2 separate regions of the Homo sapiens genome follow, and region 1 is linked to region 2. A link is a contact called in ENCODE Hi-C data. All regions are on one chromosome and are shown on one strand. Each heading gives the region's core, a stretch centred on a gene start or an enhancer-like site at or near the end of the contact. The rest is flanking DNA. Distances are from core to core; before and after follow the strand shown. Region 1 holds the start of HECTD2 (HECT domain E3 ubiquitin protein ligase 2). Region 2 holds the start of MARCHF5 (membrane associated ring-CH-type finger 5).

Region 1 (3,824 bases), core at 111-2,610, 880 kb after region 2:
CAATTTGCTGCATTGATTTAAAGAGCTTGTTTTAACAATTTCCAGTTATCAGGGCCCTCAGACATTTTTGAAAAACCTACCGAATCCGAAAATTATTCCTAACACCAATACAGTACTTAACGAAGAGTGAGCTATTTTAGTAAGTTCTTAGTCATTTAAGAGGGAGGTTTTAAGAAATGAACCGCAAGTAGGAATAAAGAAAATGTATAATGTTCACTAAACTTTTACTATTTTGTCACACACAGCTGCATGACAAGTCATGATCTTTAAATATATCAAAGCAAACTTTCAAAAAGTACTTAAATATTATGTCAAAATAAAAAATTGCAAAATCCGAGGTTTTTTTTTAAATTGTGCTTCAAATTAACCAGTCACAACCACCAGTAAAAATAGGGAAAGAGGGGGAGGGGGCTGTCCCATGACATCATCTGGCAATATGTAGTTTGAAGCCTGACAGCGCTCTCCAAATAACCCTTACGAAGATACAGCTGGGAAATCATCCCTGTCAAGCTTAGATAACTTGGGTTTAAATAAAAGGTTCAAAAAGCCTCCCCCCACCTGAGTCACATGTCTGTACCATATGAAAAATAAAACCATCACTGATGCATCTACCTCCCACTACACTGACAGCAACGGAAAGGTCACAATTAAGTGGAAACTCGCCGCAGAGCCTGTTTAATCTGAAGGGGGAAGGGAAAGAAAAGCGAAGAAAAGGACAAAAATCTGCGCGCCTCCAAGGCAGGCAGGCAGGCAGGCACCTCCGTGGAAAACCCACTCCCGCCTGCTGACACCTATGCTCATCCAACAGATCATGCCGACTCAAGATGCAGGTCATTCTCTTAGAGAAAGTGGGGGCCCAAGCCCCAGAAAATAACCCAAACATCCAGCGGAACCGACCACCCCCAACATTTCCCGAGGGTGGTAGGTGTACCTCGCGAAGTGTTCGGGGCTGTCCACGAGGCACAACTCTTTTATTTCTGCCCAAGGAAGGGCGGCCTGAGTGCGTCTCCCTGGAGTGCCAGGGCGTGCCCAGGGTAAACGCAGGCCTCCTGACGGCCCTCGCCCGGCCGCCGTCCCTCCCAACTCCCGCCGTCCGGGGCGCCAGACGGCCCCGGCCCACCACCTACCGCGGTCGCGCCGGCGCCCGCCGATACGATGGGCGGCAGCTTCTCGCGCTCTGACTCCTTCCCTTTCCTCTCCTCAGGCGCGGGCGCCGCCACCACCAGCGGAGTGGCGGGCGAGGGTACCCGAACCGCCTCACTCATGTCGGGCCGGGCGGCGGGAGCGCCAGGCGGCGGCGGCGGCCTCAGTGTTGCTGGGGCTGGCGCTGCTGCTGCCGCCGCGGCCGCGAGAGGGCTCTGGGCTGCCGCTTCTAGCCGCCGCTGCCGCCGCCACTCCGCCCCCGCCCGCGCCCGCGCCTTTGCGCGCGAGCCCGAGGCCGCCCCCGCGCGCGCCAGCCCCGCGGACGCGGCTCCCCACAGGTCCCACAGGTTTCTTGCTCTCGCCTCCCCCGCCCGCCCGGGGCTCGCGCGTCGCGGGTCGGGAGCGCCGGCGGTAGTCCCCCTCGTCAACCCCGAGGGCCCGGAGAGAAGGCGCCACGGTCGACGCCCGACCGCCATATTGTTTGCAGAGTGTCGCCCGAGATGACGAGGAGACCCCGCACCCGGGCCGCGCAGGAGAACCTGGACTAAGGACGGGCAGTCGGGGAGACAAGTCGAGCCCTGCAAAGGGTCGGACGGGGATAGAGTGTCCGAGTGGTACCAGTAGGGCAGGACGTAGGCACAGACTACCCTTCACGGACGGCCCTGGCCTGCGGCGCCGAGTCCCGCGGGCAAGCGCCCTCGGGGTCTGGGCTGGTGGCCTTTCGCCTTCTTCCAGGCGCCCACAAAGCTGTCCGCCTTGGGGCTTCTGCCTTCTTATCCTTGCCCGCCCTCCTGAGCCCAGGAGAGGCGGCCCGGAGCTTGCGCAGCCCGGGGAGACAGCCTTCCTGGCTCAGCAACCGACTCTTTTGTACACGCCTGGATGGCTTCAGCCTACACAGGAAAAGCCTGGAGGTGGGGAGGAGTGCGACGTGGTGGGCCCCCCCTTTCCCCTTCCCCCATAGGATTGGACGGCCAGTCCACACTTTCCATTCCTGTTCCTCTCGTCCCTCTTTGACTGCCAAATCCGCCTCTCCCTTCCCGTCCCCACGCGCCTACGTTTTGCTCTCTCCCCGCAACCCTTTGCTGTCTCCTATCCGTCCCTTCCTTGTTCCTTTCCGTTTATGTTAGAGATGTACATACCCAAACTCTGCTGCACAGTCCTCAATCAAATCATTACAAATAGGAGTAAAAACTTGAAAGCCGAAGAAGAGAGCTTTTAATTATGAAATTAAAATACCCCCCACCTCCACCACCAGGACACCTAGACAATTTCCTTTCCTTTCTTGTCGCCCCCTCCTTTTCCTTTTTCTCAGTCTACTGGAGCGGCGGGGACACCTGCTGATCTAGGAGAAAAGAGAGTAAGAATGCGCTGTATCGCCTGTTAAAAGCAAGGAATTTCGATATTCAGCTCTATCAGATTTTTTATCTGTGCCTTCATTATTTTATTGGAGGTTGAGTGAATTTTTAGATCAAGAGTACCTAAGTCCAAATATAAGAACCAAAAATATCTCTGAAACAAACCCAAATATGATTTCGGGGTATCTATTGTTTACATAATTTGGAGTTATTAGTATAACTAAATACTAGTTATGGTGCATCATGAGATAAGGTTGCATGTTTTCAAACCCACAATTTGTAACAAGTAGATCTGAAGCAAACAATGTTGCCTTCTAAATTTTGAATTCTGACTTTCATTTATAGAAAGGCTTTCTACTTTAATATAGTTGCTGTTGCCACCTATTTACTTGTTAATTAACAAAAGGTATAGAATAAGTGCCATATAGTCAGCAAAAAGTATTTCAGTGCTAATAGCCTTGGAGGGAAAATGATGTATGTCGGCATTACTTTGAAGCATCCTCCTCCTTTCTATTAATATTTTTCTAAATTCTTTTTCAGGATTTTCTTTCCTTAAAACTACTGAAATACTCATCCCATAGAGAGGAACATAACATTATTTTCTGCTTTTAGCAGGTCTGTATGCTGATCATGGATACAGGAACAACTCAAATGTTATTTTATAAAATGAAGCCTTTATTTTAGCTGCAATTTCAGATATTCTGTGCTAAGTCTAGGTTGATAGAACAAATACTAGAGGGAAAAGTATCCTCTTTCCTATTGTTTTCAACTAGATTTAGTAATTTGCTATAAAAATGTTTGGATGAGAAACCACTTGGATAACAGGCCTTCTGCTTTCTTTTTTCATGTGTGAGACTAAATAAAAGTGTGTCTGTACATGTAGTCACATTCAATAGAACAAACTGCTTAAATATTGGCAAAACAAGGCAAGTCAAAAATGTTAATTTCTGCTACTGCACCAGAGTAGATAACCCATTTCTTAACAAATTCTCTGATTAATTAGCTTGTGAGTTCCATGTAAAAAATGATAATTTGTTCATGTTTCCTTTGACTTCTTATTAAATAAATGTCCTCAATCCACCACCTCATCCCTCCCTCATACATAGTCCAGGAGGGGGCTGGAGAATGGGAATGGGGCCTGCTGGAAAGCTGTAGAATTATAGCTCTGGGGGAACTCGTGGTGTGCTTGAGAGACACATTCCCAACTGCCATCAGTGTGCTTCTGGAGACCCAGGTGGGAGAAGAGAGTGTTGTAAAGCAGGACATACAGAGAGCTCTGGCCATTCTGTACAGAGGTGTGGAGAAGATGCTTTTTAGCTATGCCAA
Region 2 (3,669 bases), core at 161-2,660:
GTGTACCCTTGGGTCATTTGTGTTCTGGGTGTGGCAGGCCCAAAAGCATTTAACTGGGTATAAACTCAATTAAGGGAGGGCCTTCATTTAACACCTTACAGTTGGAATTTTACTGAGTACAAAGAGTTGGTACCACCTGCTGAAATGGGTGGCAAGTGGTGTCTATTGAGAATTGTAAGCAACCACAAACATCATGAATTAGCTTGTACAACTTGCTATGCCAGGAAGTAAGACTTGGCTCGGGGGAAATGTGGATCTAGAGTCTCCAAAAACTCATGGTAGGACCCACGGACCAGAATTTCAACAGCAGAGGGCGGTGCACCCGACTTCACAAAGAGTTTTACCGACTGGGGCCCCCCAAGAATGGGCAACTGGACTCCTGTACGAGCTGAAACGTCTTCAATGAACTCAACGATCGTCAAGTACACTAAATGTTCAGCGTTGGACTCATTTGGCTGTTTTCCATAACCTCTACTCTGGTCTGACCGTTAAATCTCCCTTGCGGATACTCTGACCTTACAGTTCGGAGGTGGGGACGGGATGGGGCGGGGGGGACGGGGGGTGCGGGTTCAGGGAAAGTGGGAGAATGAAATCAGCCTATCAGGCTTTCCAAAAGAATGCTTATCATTGGTTCTCAGACAGAGACTTAAAATTATAAGGGGGTCATTCCCCTGAAAGATAACCCGGTTCTTGCCAGTGACATCGCTGACAAACACTTCACAAGTTGGGGAGGGGGAAGGGGGAGGGGAAGAGGGTAAGGAAAACTAATTTTGTGGATTAACAGGAGTCCCTCTCAGGTCAAAACGGGGTTCCAAGGAAACCAGACGCCACTCCTTAGCTAAGTTTCACCCAAAGTCTACGACCCAGGCCGCTCGCTCTGTCCTCCCCCAGGTCTAGACTCCAAACTTTTTGCCCCTCTCACGGCCCCCTGGCCGTGGAACTCCTCCCGGCACGCCGGGTTCTGCTCACCAAGAGCCTCGAGGGCGGGCGCGGGCAGGGCCAGAGCGAGGGTCGGCGGCTCCCGGTCCCCCCCACAGCTGCCCGTACCTGTCCAGCATCTGCTGTAGGGCTTGGTCCGGCATCTTCCGCGGAGCCGGCGCACACGGCCTTCCCCAGTGGACCCGCTCAAGGCCAGGCCCAGGGACAATAGCACTGAGAGGCGGCGGAGTAGGCCGCAGTCCGGCGGCAGCCGCGAACCCGTCACCCAGCTTCCCGGGGCAGCTCCGCTAGCCTGGCGGCGGCGGTGCAGGGCCTGCGGGAGTCCGGCGGAGGCGGCGGAGAGCGAGGAGGAGGAGCCTGAGGCGGGGAGGCGGCGATCGCGGCCCGGGTTCCCGTCCGTCGGCCCGAGGTTCCGGTCCATGGACCGCGGGCGCCGAGTTGCTGCCGGCGGAGGAGCTACCTTTGTGAGGTAAGAGTCGCCGCCTCCGTGCGCGCCAGGGTTACGACGCAGGGCGGCCCAGAGCAGCCTGGGAGATGTAGTCTTCGGACCGTCTCCACTAGAGGCTGCACAGCCCGCCCGGACCAACGCCTCCGCGCCTGCCGCCGTCTGGCCGGCGCCCTCCCGTTTCCTTCCTCCAGGGGGAAAAAATGTCTTTCGGGCCGCTTTCCAGGAAGCAGCAGGATGCGCCGCTCCACTGTCGGTAGCAACAAGGTCAGCCCTCCCTGCCTGTTTGTTTTTGCCTCCGCTCTTGCCCTCAGGTGGGACCGAGCCAGGTGAGGGGAGGGGGCTGAAGGGCCATTTCTTATCAGGGTCCCCGGCCCCGGCCGTGGCGTCGGGGCGGTCAGTGGCGGCAGTGGGGGTGGCAGAAACTCCTTCCGAAGCCCCCGGCGCTGGAGCCAGCCTCTCCTGCGGCAGAGCCCATTTTGGGGGAATTACACCACCTCCGCGAGGGGTCGGTTGGTTTGGTGCGTGAGGTTCTTCTTGAGGGGGCGGGCAAATAGGGACTGCCTGGACCAGACAGCTTCCACCCGAGTCTCTCTGTGTGTTTGGGGCTGGGGAGTTGGGGGAAGGAAAGATGATTCTCTCCCTCTCCAGGAACCTTCTCAAATGTGCCTGGGCTTTCCAGGGCTCGCCGACAGTCTCCAAATGGAACACGTTGGTGAATAAACAGCTCTTGCTTACTCAGCTGTGGGTTGTCAGGGATGTTTGTTTCTCTCTCTGCTGCTGGTCACTGTTAACCGTTTCTAGTCGCGTTGACACCTTCAAGCAGGTGGATTGGGAGTGGCGGGGGTGGGGAATCAAAAAGGAGAAATCATCAGTCACTCCTTGGGTCAGCTTCTGACGTTCGAGGGATAGCTTTGGCGGGAGGAAAGAGCTGTCGGCTCAAACGAATGCGTTTTTTGGACGACCTGTGGCGTTTTCTCTAGGGCTGTGATTGGTAGGACGCTGGTAGTTTTCCCTTGATTATGTCTAATATCTGCTACAAGGTGTTTGATTTTTTAAAAAATGAAAATGTGTTTTTAAAGCTCTTTTTATATGTAGAATTTTACAATCAACTTTTCATTATCTGTTCAAAATTTGCGAAGTATATTTGAACTAGAGTGTTCATTGCTGGGAAAAAACAACAAACCCAAAAAATGTGACCAGAAGCTTACTTGGCCTCCAATTTTTGAAATATGTTTTTGAGAAACAGCACCCACCCCCCCCCACCACACACATACACACACACTCCTCCTAGGGAAAGAAAATGAGTATTTAGTTTAATCGGGGTGTCTAATATTTTATATATATTTGTATTATATATAATATATATGTATTATATAATATATAATACATTTATAATATATAATACATATATACATTTATAATATATAATACATATATATATATATATATATATATATTTTTTTTTTTTTTTGGTAGAGACGCGGTCTCGCCATGTTGCCCAGGCTGGTCTTGCAACTCCTGGGCTCAAGCGAGCCACCCGCATTGGTCTCCCAAAGTGTTGGGATTACAGATGTGAGTCACCGCATGTGACCAGTGTCTAATATTTTATTTAATTAATTCATTTATTTAATTAATTCATTGATTTTGAGAGATGGAGTCTTGCTCTGTTGCCCAGGCTGGAGTGCAGTGGCGCTGTCTTGACTCACTGCAAGCTCCACTTCCTGACTTCAAGTGATCCTTCTAGCCTCAGCTTCCCAAGTAGCTGGGACTACAGGTGTGTGCCACCACACCCAGCTAATTTTTGTGTTTTTTAGTAGAGATGGGGTTTCACTATATGTTGACCAGGCTGGTCTCGAACTTCTGACCTCAGGCGATCAGCCCGTCTCGGCCTCCCAAAGTGCTGGGATTACAGGGGCGAGCCACCGCGCCTGGTCTATTTTATTTTTTTGAGACGGAGTCTCGCTGTGTTGCTCAGGATGGAGTGCAGTGGCACTATCTTGGCTCACTGCAGTCTCCTCCTCCGGGTTCAGGTGATTATCGTGCCTCAGCCTCCGGAGTAGCTGGGATTACAGGCTCGCACCACCATGCCTGGCTAACTTTTGTATTTTTGGCAGAGGCAGGGTCTCACCATGTTGACCAGGCTGATCTTGAACTGATCTCAGGTGATCTGCCTGCCTCGGCCTCCCATAGGGCTGGGATCATAGATGTGAGCCACCGTGCACAGCCCGGTGTCTTAACATTTTAAATTATTATTTTTTGCTCCTTGTGCTGTGTCAGTCTAA

The links. A loop is a pair of places that touch in the nucleus more often than their neighbours do. Pooled maps may share reads with other maps.
Region 1: a loop to region 2 is called in a pooled map, with 16 times the contacts of the local background. The contact joins the promoter of HECTD2 here to the promoter of MARCHF5 in region 2. A Hi-C loop is called at or near these places in 14 of 50 pooled maps.

Annotation. Positions count from the first base shown.
Region 1 is chr10:91,407,880-91,411,703 of GRCh38, reverse strand. It overlaps HECTD2 (HECT domain E3 ubiquitin protein ligase 2), which reads right to left and starts at 1,360. Exons shown (of 21, transcript NM_182765.6): 1 at 1,128-1,360. The coding sequence starts at 1,265. The region is part of intron 3 of HECTD2-AS1 (HECTD2 antisense RNA 1); the gene reads left to right. RefSeq lists a silencer at 1,004-1,593 and an enhancer at 1,744-1,953.
Region 2 is chr10:92,288,908-92,292,576 of GRCh38, reverse strand. MARCHF5 (membrane associated ring-CH-type finger 5) reads right to left here and starts at 1,410. Exons shown (of 6, transcript NM_017824.5): 1 at 1,048-1,410. The coding sequence starts at 1,082. It overlaps CPEB3 (cytoplasmic polyadenylation element binding protein 3), which reads left to right and starts at 1,499. Exons shown (of 10, transcript NM_014912.5): 1 at 1,499-1,651. RefSeq lists enhancers at 470-1,048, 1,996-2,205 and a silencer at 1,186-1,435.